Linked DNA regions of Mus musculus: region 1 is linked to region 2. A link is a contact called in ENCODE Hi-C or POLR2A ChIA-PET data. All regions are on one chromosome and are shown on one strand. The core of a region is the stretch at or near the end of the contact, and the rest is flanking DNA. Distances in the headings are between cores, read along the strand shown.

The links. A loop is a pair of places that touch in the nucleus more often than their neighbours do. ChIA-PET counts read pairs that join two places held with the same protein, here RNA polymerase II (POLR2A).
Region 1: a map of heart shows a loop between it and region 2 (2.3-fold over the local background). The contact joins two enhancer-like sites. A Hi-C loop is called at or near these places in 4 of 37 maps with a recorded cell type or tissue (all heart). POLR2A ChIA-PET finds 5 or more read pairs at or near these places in 3 of 5 experiments (all embryonic stem cell).

Annotation. Positions count from the first base shown.
Region 1 is chr15:12,543,879-12,550,425 of GRCm38, forward strand. All of the region lies in intron 3 of Pdzd2 (PDZ domain containing 2), which reads right to left. Among named protein-coding and RNA genes, the nearest start is that of Gm52211, 55 kb to the left of the region's middle. Within about 2 kb of position 2,181, at least 1 of the 3 ENCODE cell types and tissues checked has a DNase peak (open chromatin) inside an H3K27ac peak, as active enhancers do.
Region 2 is chr15:12,497,460-12,504,006 of GRCm38, forward strand. All of the region lies in intron 3 of Pdzd2 (PDZ domain containing 2), which reads right to left. Among named protein-coding and RNA genes, the nearest start is that of Gm52211, 8.8 kb to the left of the region's middle. Within about 2 kb of position 4,884, at least 2 of the 3 ENCODE cell types and tissues checked have a DNase peak (open chromatin) inside an H3K27ac peak, as active enhancers do.

The sequences.
Region 1 (6,547 bases), core at 931-3,430, 44 kb after region 2:
ACTAGTGCAGTGAAGGGCATTCACTCCAGGCTGTGGTGACATCAGGAATGGAAACGCCCAAACAGGCCTTTCATTCACAAAACTAGAGAGCGTCCTCACCACTGGTGCCAAACCGGAAAACACAGAATGACAGTCTATTTTCTCCTGCATTCTAGCCTTCCTGACACTTCTGAGGACTGTCACAGTTTATTTCATCTTTAAAGTGTCCCCAAGTGTGCAAAGCAAATACCAAGCCTAAGAGGCAGAGACTGCCATATGGTGTGAAACCCGGGGGAAGGTAAAGCTAGCCCTTGGCTTTTCTAGGTGGGACTGCTCTGGGTTCCCTTGTTGCGCCTCATTTAACCTTGCGTTTACTGCAATCTACAACCGTCTCTCCCTGCCCCCCAAATAGTTCAGTATTTTTTGTGACGTTCAGAGCAGGAAAAAAAAAAAAGATTCTTCTCATCTTCCTACAAAATAGGCTGAGTTGCGAGGAATCCTACTTAGAATCAATATAAGCATCAAACGAGGAGGCAGGCTGCTCCAATCTGAGCCCGTCTGCGGTTTCCCTGATGCCTTTCAGAGATAAGGGGATGATGCCCGAATAAGTCTCTACCTGGATCACTTTGGTGACAAATGATACCAAATCTTGACTCAAAAATGACTTAAATTGAGTTGGAGGTGAGGAGAGGGCAGGGCTCTGGGCAAGCTTTCCTGCTCTCTACAACGGCCTTGTGAAGGTTGGATCCTAGAGACCAGTGTTTCCAGATAGCAGCATGTGCAAGAAGACAAAAGAGAGCTGTCCTGTATGTTTCTCTAAGAAACAAGCAAACCCTTTCTAAAACTTCCATGCCCTTCCTCCTCATCGCCCAGGGTGTCCTTTCCTTCATCTGACTCTGGGTTGTAGAATGAGGTGCCTGACAGAAGAGGCTGAGTGCCTGAGGGAAAAGCACTCCCAGGTCCACACAGCTTCCTTTTTTCACCACTCACCAGGCGGCAGGCAAAGACTGACAATACAAATGAACACAAACATGTCTCACAGAAGCCAACAACAGGTTGTGCTGCGATTCGCCAACATGGAACTGTGTAAGCCAGAGAGCATCAGATACTTGGAAATAGCCTTTGCTCCATGCTCATCATGAGCAGTAGCTTCTTGCACAATGGACTTAACAAGCTCCATCCAGTCACTGACAAATCAGTTCCAAATTGCTCAGCTCAAGCCCAATACCAAGCCATCCAGACACTTGGGCACCTTGCGGTACTACTGCTGGGTCCAACAGGAGAGTGTGTCCTGCTAGCATGTTTATCTCCAGCAGGTCCCTGTAGCACTGGGGCAGAAACACGGGAGGAAGAACTGAGGAAAATCTCCAGGCAAAGCTGGGAGAATTGGGCAGGGACTACACACAGACTGGCTGACAGTTCAGGAATGTTTAAAAGTTTGCAAAATGTTGAGGGGGTGGGGCAGCAGCAAGCTGAACTAAGACGGAGCAAACCAGGAGAAGCGGTGACTACAGCAAGCTTTGGGAAGCTGACAGACACATAAACTAGCAGTAATAAACTAGAAGTGCCTGACTTCCAGATGAGGGCAAGCTGATCCTAGTACAGTGGGGGTGGGGCTGGAAGCCTACTTACAGTCCTTCATCCTCAGCATCCCAGAGAGCCCTGGGAATTAAGAGTGACACGTGTCAGTTAGACAAGGGTACTCCCCAAATGCAGGTGGGCTGGCTGAGTGTCAGTGTATAAAGCCATCAGACCCCCCAAACTGTCTCCTTTCGTCCTAGACTTCAGGTGAAGGCCAGGAGTCTGCTACCTCTTTTCCCTGCTGTGTCAGAGCAGCTCTGGACAGAGCCATGCCAGTTGTAGCTGGTAGGTGGGGACCACCAATTAAACGGGAAAGAGAAGGTCTCCAAGAGCAAAGGTGATGGCTTCCCATTTCTTTCCCATATTGCCCTTCGGGATCTCACTCCAAGAGAGTCCCCTCCCACAGAGGCTTGTCTCCATCTGGGCAGTTGTCCCAGGGAGGAAACTACGTCTGCTGATGGGAGTTCTCCATTGACATCACCAGCCAGTCAGTCTTCAGTGGAGGCCCTGGAAGGCACTTGCAAGTTACTCAACAGTCACTGCCGTATCCACTAAATAAATTAAAAAAAAAAAAGTGTGCTCAATAAAACGCCATCCAAAACCAAAACACCAAAACCAAAGACCAGTGGCCGCCACCTGGCCTTGGCAAGATCCTCTGCCATTCAGTTGCTGTGCAGACACATATGAAAAGTGTGCTGTGTGCCAGGCATTGCGTGCTCAGAGATGCTGCCCTGGGTCTCCTTCATAAAAAGGAAACCTATCCGTTTCAGACTTTCCAATTAGCCTTTCAGGAATGGGTCAAGGATCATCAAGCAGGTTAGGAAAGCCTTTACCATGGAAGAGATTAAAAAAATCAAAACAAACAGCCAGGGGGAAATCAGAGGAAACAGAAACAATACAGGGAGGAGAGGGGGACTTCAAAGACAGTCTTGAGGACTGCAAAGTAGAGATGCTTTTTATCCCTGAAACAATAGCAGGAGATTATAAGACAATTTATAAGAACCCTAAGGAGCTCTTGGGATTTAGAGATCTGACTGGCAGACATATAACTGGGATATAGCATCTCAGAGGAGAGGATGGGGACATTTCCCAGGAAGTAGAACTTTTAAAAGGGAAACAGGAAATGTAATAGAATAGGTAAGAGTTTAATGATTCAGTCCATAAAAACTTCCTTCAAATTAATGGTGATGCAGAAGAGACGAAGGGGATTTTTAGATTTAAAAAGCTAACCTCTGAGCAGGGCCCTGAGAGTAGGAAGAGCATCATTGTTTTGTTTTGTGTTTTACCTGATTCAAATGGAAGAGATTTCCGCTGTAGCCAAGTTCAACCCTAGTTCAACCTGTCAGTCAGGCATGGAGGCTCTCAAGACACTGATGTCATGTGCATGGTTTTGGGCACTTATGGAACAGAATATAAAAGGCAAGGCTTGGGGGGGGGGGGGCTCAGATGATAAAGGATGTCCCATGAACAAGAGGAAGAACGTGTTCCCAGTACGGTGACACAGGGACAGTTGTGATGACTGTCTTTGAGGGTTTAGCTCCTTCTCCTGAACTTGAGACATCCCTGCCCCTCTTTACCTCATCACAACTGCTGGCAAGCGGCTCTTGCTGCTTGATGCACCCAGCTTGGCTGGACGATAGCAAACCCTGAGTGCAATCAGAACGGGTAGGCTCAGTAAGCACCATCCACCGGGCAGGATGCACTTAACCATTGAAAAATGAATAGGCAATGTTCAAATGGCTGCCCTTGGGGCTGCTGAGGGGTAAGGGAATGACTGCTGTCTCTTGTTAGAGGTCTTACAAAGATAAGTGACTCTTGGGCTGAGCATGGTGGGTGTATGCCTTTAATACCAGCACTTGGCTGAAGCCAGTCTGGTCCTATACAGCAAGTTTGAGGCCAGCCAAGGTGACCCCCAGTCCCAATCAATAGGTGACTTAAAATTATTTGTGACTGCGCTTCCATAAAGAAGGATACCTCAGGCTTCCAATAGGATGTCAGGATAAGAATCGAAGCTTCCCAAGAATCAGAAGAGTCCAACCAACACCCCGAGCACCCACTGAAGAAGGCGGCAGGCCACGAGCCAGGCCACGGCCCTGGAGAAATAACAGCTCAGCAAAGGCAGGGCTGAAAAGCACGTCCCAGGAGACAGGAGGAACAGGGAACCCCCACCTCCCTTCAACAACTCTTTGGTATCCTATTTCAGGTTCTGGCTATGGTCCGTCTAGGAACTCTTTTTTTTTTTTTTTTTTTTTTTTTGGTGGGGGGAGGGGGAATGTATGTGTGGGGGAGAAGGAAGGGGCAGTAAGACAAGGTTTCTCTGTGTAGCCCGAGTAGTCCTGGAACTTGCTCTGTAGATCAGGTTGGCCCCTAACTCTGAGATCCACCTGCCTCTCAAGTACTGGGATCAAAGGTGTGTACCCCCCACTGCCTGGCTAACTCTTTCCTATAGAACCCAAGGGAGCCTCCTTCTACAAAACTCTGAACGTCACCTGGGGGGGGTCCCACAGTACTTCCTAGAGAGAGTGGAGGTATTACTGGAGAGCTGAGAATTTTGCATCCCAAGTTACTTTGAAATTCACCTATAACGTGAGTTTATGCAAAAACAGTTATAGCACTGTATTTTATATAGATTATGCTCCCTGTCATATTCAGCTAGACCTAGTTTATAGAAAGAAAAAAGATGTTTATATTCTCAGGAACTTTTCTCTCTGGGGCTGGAGAGATGGCTCAATGGTTAAGAGCCCTGGCTACTTTTGCAGAGGTCCTGAGTTCAATTCCCAGCACCCACATGGTGGCTCACAACCATCTGTGGCGGAATCTGATGCTCTCTTCTGGTGTGCATGAAGACAGAGCACTCATATACATAAAATATGTAAATAAACCTTAAAAAAAAGAAACACTTCTCTCCATTTTCTATTCTTGTCACTTGAAGTCACTTCACTCTTTCTACTTCTAAGCTACCCACTGAACTAGGACCAGAGACAGTTCACAACTATAACCCAGAACTGGAGACTTAGGTAGGAGGTTCACAAGTCCAAGGGCAGCCTGGGCTACATACTGAGGGAGTCCCTGATTCAAAAAGGAAGAAAGAAAGAAGGAAAAAAGAAAAAGAAAGGAAGGAAGGAAGGAAGGAAGGAGGGACAAACATCCAAAAAATAGAAAAACAAAAAACAAAAAATCCCAAAAACTAAAAAAAAAAAAAAAAAAAAAAAAAAAACAAAAACCAAAACTATCCTCTTTTTAAGCATTCTTCATTATTATTATTTTTTTAACTTCTGGGTAATCTAGTCAAAAAAGTTTGCATAATCAGTGAATAGGGTTGTTGTTCAAGCACACTGTTTAGTAATTTGGGGCAAAGACCTATCCCCAGAGGAGATGACAGCCTTGTATGTGGAAACATCGAAACTCTCCCTTTGGGAGAGGAAACCTTTGGCTAACAAAGCTAACCAGAAGCTAACCAAAAGCCAGGAGAAAGGTCCAAGGACCGAAGGACTGCTTCCACCGCAATACACACACATAGACACACAGAGACACTCACAGGTTGCCTCTTTACATCCAGTTATTGACAAACCAGTTCCAAATCGCTCCTCCCAGTGAATACAAACCACTTTTTTTTTTTTTTTTGACTTCCCAGGCATGCAAACCCCCAAATAGAAAGTCACAAGCTGTCAGGTAGCCGCTCATTTCTGGGAGGCTGTGGTTAAATTCTCACATTGGTAGATCCAGCCTCCGTATGCACCTCAGGTCGAAAGGCCTGGGCTTTTTCTTTTTCTTTTTTTTCCCCGTTAGATTCTTACCTCCAGTTTCGAAGTCACCTCTAGAAGCTTTCTCTCAGATCTCTTCCCTCAGCTCCTCCGGGAGCCTTGGGGACAGGAGCAGCTGGCCTCCGGGTAATCCGTTGAAGCTGAGCTGAGTGAGACCTGTCATTAGCCCGAGCACCTGCTAGCAGCCCCCGGCACAGGGCAGGGCGAGGCGAGGCGGGGCGAGGCAGGCTTTGCGGGGGACACTGCCCTCCCCAGGTCCCCCGGGCTGTCCTGCAGTCCCAAGCCTCTGCTCCTGCAGGACTTCTCCAATGCTCCTCTCCGCGGGCTACGGATGTGCGGGAGGAGCCCTCCCTGCTCGGCGGGTGGAGGGGGTTATGAAAAGGCTGTAATGCAATCCTAGCCCGACTCTCACTTGTCAAAACTCCACGGCATTCCAGAGTCCTTTCCCCTTCACCCCGTCCTCTGCAGGGAAAAGGAAACCGCGCCCGGAGGGTTGCACGGAGTTTGGGGCTTCTCTTTCAGACACTTTTGTTTACATCTAGAGCGCGGGAGCTTCCTGCGGTGAAAGGGGGTTAACCGCTCCCCCACTCCTTACCATCCAGATACCCCCACTCTGGCTGGAGTTCTCCTACAAGCTAAGAAGCTGCATCTCCTGACATCATTCATTTCATGACTGCTCCTCTTCACCATCAGCAGAAGCCTGGCTTCTTGTGGGGGGCGCATGAACCACCACACCCTCCCAACTAAAATCACAACTATCCTACCCGGCGGGATGTCCGGGAACTTTCCAGAAACTCCAAATCAGATTCCTTCTGTTGGAATAACCAAACTCACCACCCCTGAATTACAATCGCCAGTGACTGCACGGCTAAAGCATTTCCTTTATACCTTCTCCGCTCGCCTGCCCCTCCCACCTTCTGCAGGGCTCAGTCAACAAGTCATCCCCCGAGAGGCCGGAATGGGCTTGGGCAGCTCAGCCATTTCTCCAGCTGCAAACTGATGAGGAAGCCCGACCCACGAGGGCCAACTTGTTTATGTCACACCCACCGAAGGCTTCCTGTCTTAAATTAATGAGAATGCAAGAAGGCTTAGGAAAACAATGTTTGCTTTTCTTTAAAAGTAGGAGAAGGCTGAGGGGACCTCCACTCCGCCCCGCCCCATCATTCCATGGCTTTTCAAAACTTCAATTGTATTTTAGTTCTATGTTTCCATTCCTAACACTT
Region 2 (6,547 bases), core at 3,634-6,133:
TCAACAGCCTTGAAAACAATCTGTTCCCTCTCCCTCAACCCAGTAGAACTCAAACAAGGCATGTGAGCAAGCAAGGTGCTGTTTCCCTGCGCTGTGATGAGAAGCGATAATATAGAAGCTACTGGGGAACACCCTGCATTGTGCAAGCCAGGGGAGCTGTGGCCTGCTAACTCAGAGGCTCAGCTCCCTTCTAACTACTGCCTGATGCAGCGTTTACAAGTCAGCAAATTCCACATGTCCACAGTCTGCCCCTCTTCTCCTTAAGCCCACATGTAGCCTGCATACCTGTTGTGTCACTCACATCTGGCAGCATCTGGCAGACCAACATCAGCATCCCACTGGCCCTTCACTGGATACATCAGTTTCTCAGCTATGAGATCTGTCCAGTTCTTGACCAGTGCTCTCACAGCCCTCTTTCTAGCTGCCCTGCTGCCTGGTCCCTGGGTTCTAGCTCCTTTATGTCCATAGTTAAAGCAACTAAGAGTGGTCTGTCAGCTGCCCATCTCTCATGGGATGTCCAATAGACAGAAGAACTCAGCAGACCCTCAAAGAAAATCTAGCATGTTCTTCCTCAAAGCATTTCTTGCTTTTCCAATCATTGCTCCTCCCGCCACTCAATCAATGAGTCACCGGAGTCTTCCTCCCTTTCTATATATCTGGCAGTTGAACTCTCGCCTGCCCCTTCACATGTTAAGGCCTTGATTCCTAACTATTTCTCACTTCCTGGAGTGTCCATCCCTCTGTTCTATCTTGTACGCAGAAGTACTTGATGGTGAACATGTAGGCCAGTTTGACATGCTCTACCGAGGTACCACTGTGCACAGAAAAAAACCTCCCCTCCTTCACACAGCATCTAGGACCATCCTAGAGCTAGTCCAACACTTTTTGAAGAAACATGCGCACTGAGGATGGAGAGATAGATAGCTCAGGGGTTAAGAGCACCAACCACTCTTCCAGAGGACCCAGGCTTGTTTCCTAGAACCCATATCACAGTTACCTGTAAATCCAGCTCTAGGGCATTCAGTGACCTCTTCTGACCACCCTGAGCACCTGCACTCACGTGTGGACATGTGTGTGGGCACACGCACAAGCCCTGCCCCCCCAACTAAAATCTTGAAAAAAGAAACCTACATACACACATACATACACTGGCTCCTGCCTTTTCACAAATGTGAGTGCTTTCATATGTACCAGTGATTGTATACACAGTGTGTGTGTGTGTGTGTGTGTGTGTGTGTGTGTGTGCGCACGCGCGCGCACGCGCACGCACTAGAGATCAAATCCAGGGCCCCACGCACACTAGGCAAGTATTCTATCACTGAATTATTCCATCAGCTGCTTGTGGTTCTTATCAAGGAACATGTTGACTCTGCCATGTGTGAAAACATTTTTTAGCTGTTATAACTGGGAAGGAGGGAGAGGTTGCTACTGGTGTCTAACGGTAGAAGCCAGAGATGCTGCTAAATATCATATAACATGCAAGACAACCTCCTACAACCAAGACTCATCCGCAGCCTGTGCCTTGTGGGTTCTTAGGACACCACTGTATACTGTACTGTGACTGCTTCCCCCTCTAGGGACCATGAGCATAAATATCTGCAGGGCGCAGAAAATTAAGTGAATGAGCGAGAAATGGGTCATACAAACACAACAGACATCGCCAGGGAAAGTAGGCAGTAAAGCCTTTCTAACTAACACAGAGTCAAACTCCCCAAACACGGCACTGAGTCACACAGCATGTGACAGGTTCACAGCTTCTACATGCCTTCTCGGCTATGGTGGGTAGTGATTTCCTCTCTGGCATTTATTCCTGTTTAAAATTTTAAAATTACCTTTGTTTATATATACATATATATATGCATATGTATATATGTATGTGTGTGTGTATATATATATATACACACACATATATATACATACATGTATATACACACATACACATATACTCTGTCATAGTGCAAAAGTAGAGGTCAGAGGACATCTTGCAAGAGTTGGTTCTTTCCTCAGGTTTGGTGGCAAGCACCGTTACTGGTTTACCTGTCTCACGGGCCACCTGGCACTCATTCCAATGATAAGGCTGGAACAATACTAGAGCAACATTCCTTCTATTTCCCTCTGGACCCTGCATGCTCCTAATGTCTAATAAGGAAATGAGAAAATAGAACAAAACACATCGTCTGCTTTATAAAAATTAATTTTAGTGTGTGTGTGCGCACACGCGCTGGTAAGCACACGTGGGAGGCTGTGTAATGTGTACCTGGCCATGCACACACCATGGAGCGTTTATTCAGGCAGAGGACAGCTTTGTGGATTCAGTTTTCTCCTTTCACCTTTACATGGGTTCCCAGGATTGAACTCAGGTCAACAGGTTTAGTGGCCAGCGCTTCCAGTCGCCGAGCACTGAGCCATCTCACAGGCTTCGCTTTGCTGTCATTTTCAATTTCCTTCTTAAGGGCTCTTTCTTGTTTTTCTAATGATCTTAATCTAGTTTTTCTAAAAATAGATTCTATAAAATATCATTTGAGTGAGATGCTCTATGCAAGGAAGACTCCAAAAAAATACGTTTAGAGAGTGCTGTTAACTGGCTCTTCCATAATCTGCTGTGTCCAAACCCCCTTTTATGGAGTCCCCACCCCTGCTTATTTGTACTGCATTTATTAATATTCCTGGAACAAGCACTTTGAGAACGGAATATGTTCTCCCATACCCTCCTCTGTTGTTTGACTTCTTCCTTTAGCATGGGGTACTTGGTTTAAACGCCCAACTATACACAAAAAAGCCCCATCCCACCCTGCTAGTCCCCATCCCTCAGGCGTACCTCAGGCTCAGCTTCCCCCGCCCCCAGCCCCCATCCTTAGTCTCCTCTCTTCATCCAAGGAGCTGGCAGAGTGAACACGGGAGAAGGTGGCAAGGGTCACACTAGGCACAGAGATGGCAAGTGAACAAGAAATACATGGTGACCCGTGATCCTGGGTCCTCAACAAGGACAACTGTCCTCAGGGCTATTTGTCATCTTTCAGGTGGTTTCTCAGACTCAAGGCCCAGTCACGAAGATAGGCATGCTTCCTTCAGACATGGCTGAACAGGACTCATCTCTTGGGGTAGAAACAAGTCTAACTTCTGAAGAGTAGATAGTCCTTAGGCCCTAATCCACCCAACCCTGTCCCAACAAAGATACACCTGGTATTCTACCTGGGCTCCTAAGTGAAGCATGTGGAGGTGGGGTAGAGGGCTGACACACCACATGGTTAGTGGTAGGCAGCAGAAAGGGACAACATCACTGGAAACTTGGGCAGAGCCCGTATTTAACAAAGGTCCCTCTCCCATGTGACTCTGCTGCACACCTTGTTTCCCTGCTGCACCGTTGTTTCTCTGTGTGGTAAATATGTGAGAAACCTCTGTGAATTAAAACAGGAACTTGTTTCTGTGGCTACTCAGCCCTTCCCTCTCTGCGCCCTCTGCTATTGTCTTCCACACGCCCAACAGAGGCAGCAGAAGCCACATGCAGCCTGCAGTTTTCCTGATCTCATGCTAATTCAGCTTTCTGAGTTTACCACAGCTTCATTATGATCAAAAGGTATCAGAGTGTTTCTTCCTCAAGTGGAGAAGGGTGGAGGAAGCTCTTGGAAGAAATCTCTCGAAAGCCACTACCACTCAGTGACTTGTTTGAGCTCAAAGCTCTACTTTCCAGGTACTTATCGCCTTTACCAGGAAGAATCCCCTAGCATCACAGATGCGTCTCTGGTTGTGGGAACTTGACTCACAAACCTGCAGCCTTCTGATGCTGCTGAGGAAGTTGGGTCGTGTACGTAAACCTCTTTCCCGGGGCCTCCAAACAATCAGGTTTTTGTTTCTCCCCCTTCCTTCCCACAAGAAGAATTGCTAGAAAGAAATGGAGGCGATTTCTCATGGGAATGAGTCGAGAGTGACTTCCAGGTCTTAAACCTTATCTAAAGTAGCTAGAAAACAAAGGGCCGAGTAGTGTGCCTGCTGCCCAGAAACAATACAAATTCAGGCAATTAAAGGCTGCCAAGACCTGAACCTGCTGGTATTCCTAATCCTTGGGAGAAGGGTGGGCACTAGGATCAGGCCACTCTGGTTTGTAATCAACTAAGAAAGTGGGTACCCAGGTATGGTGGGGCACCACTGCAATGCCAGCCATTCTTGAAGCTGACCCCGAAGGACCAGGCTCAGTAGCAGCCTGGGCAAGACCATGAATGCAAGGCCAGCGGAAGCTACATAGCAACACTGTCTCAAAAAGCAACAAAATACCAACCAAAGAAATATGTGGGCCTTCAGCAGTTATCAGCGCTGGAGGCATTCATTGCAAATGTAATAGGAGGCAAATAACTCTGGGGGGGGGGCGGGCTTGTTTGGGAAGGAGCAGTCAGAAGCGTTAAGGAACGTAGGAGGGGTCAGCAGCGTTAAGGAAGGGCATTTATTAAAAATATGCACTTGATGCTTTATTTTACCTTGACTGTAACTTCTCTAGAAAAAAAAAGTGAGCTTTACCAAATGACTACAAGGAATTGTAGGAACCTCTGCTTATTAGTAACTATGAAGCCTTCTGAGACAGAGGACAGTGTATTTGCCAAGCCTGGCTTCAGTACTGTAATAACATGGTCGTGGTCACAGGGTGTGCACTGATCAAGTGACGCTATAGTGGTGCGGACTGTCCACATCTCAGTCTCCTCTCTGCCATTCCAGAGTGTGGACATCACTAGCCAGACTACACATGGCTCTCCTGGCTCCAGAAGTTCCCGGCTTAATTGAAAGCGACAACAGGGAAAGAAACGGAACTTTGAGTGCGTAGCAGTGTTAAAGGACTCAGAAGTCAGTGTTGAGCAGTTCCCAGAGGGGCTGCCAGCTCTAATCAGGCCACTGGGTACTTGACGAGGGCGGAACAGAATCACACATCACCCGGGATTTCCCCGGAAGAGAGACATGAAACACTCGCCCAGAGTTGCACAGAGAGGCATCTAATCACCTCCTGGGTCAGTCCATCATCAATAGCTGGGCTGGAAGAGAGCTGCGTCTTCCTTCTCAGGAGAAAAATGAACCAGGTCCTGTTTCCTCTTTTACTGATGAAGGCAAAGAGGAAAAAAAGGTGTAAAGAATAAAGTGGCTGTAAAATTAAGAACAGAAGCCCCAGCTGGCAGAGTTTGCTTCTACTTAACAAGCTGGGGGTGAAACGGTACCTCAGTGGCTAGGAGCACCTGTCGCTCTCGTAGAGGACCTGGGTTTGATTCCCAATACTGGACAGTTCACAATTACTTTTAAGGCCAGTTCCGGGGCCTCTGAGGGCGCCGGCACACACACGTGGTGAGCATGCATACATACATGTAGGCATTTACGCATCCACCACCTCTAAGTACCAGAGAAGCATGGGTGTCATTGTACACGCCAGCTGTAATATAGGAGGAAGAATTCTAAAGCATCCAGAATGCCGCCCATGACATCAGACGCTTCTCTCTGTGTCTCGACTTCCTTTGCTTCTCACCCAGATAACCACGGGAGGCTGGCATTTCCACCTGAGTGTATTAGTGACACATTCTGCTCAAGGCTGCCTTTCCTTTCCTTCCTTTCCTCTAAGGACCTCCCGCCCCTCCCTCCTGGGCACCTCTACTCTAAGCTCTTAAGAAAACTTTCTGCCATTTCTCTTGTCTTTCTGTATGTTCTCCAGTGTGAGCGATGTTATTTCCTGTCTTCCCTAACTCCTAGCAGCCATGGGTTTATAATATGCTCTACCTGGCTGGCGCCAGGCACAATCACACACACACACACACCTACTCCAGTCCTGCGGCCCTGAGGGTTTCCCTGGATCCTAAGAGATCCTGACTATGGCTACCTAGTGTTTGGACCCCAGTTTCCCTTGCCACCTCCACCTGGTAGCCTCTACTTTCCACAGAGGCTGCGGTGCCCCCCTCCCCATCCGAGTGTTGGCACCAGGCTTCACCAGTGCCTTCGAACCCTTGCTAGCGCGTGGCACCCATATCTGCCACAATTCCATGGAGTTTACAAACACACAAATGAGACCACATCTGCTACGGGTGCCAATTCACACAGAGCCGTCTGCGAATTCTGATAGACACTCTGATAAGAGGCTCAAATCTATTTCCCACTCCCATAAGCTGACCACAACAAGCCTGCAGCCCCTCTGTTCCTCAAACCCCTGGACACAAACTTTTAACTTTTTTTTTCCCCTATAAGGAGATCTCCTTATAACCCTGGACTACCCTGGTACTCGATCGGTAGACTACTCCAGCCTTGAACTCACAGAGATCCACCTGCCTCCATTTCCAGAGCACTGTCATTAAAGGCACGCACTGCCGCCACCACCCAGCTGAATGAAATATTTAGTCCACCAATACCCAAGGGAGCCCTCAGGAAAACAACTGAGCGCGTTCAGGTCACAGTCTTGCAAAAGTGACCCTCTTCTCATCACAACAAGCCCAGTCTAAAAATAGACGTAGCTGGCTTAAGACATCCCAAGGTCTCAGAAGGCAAACACCACCACACCTAGCTCACATGGCCATGATTGCTGAGC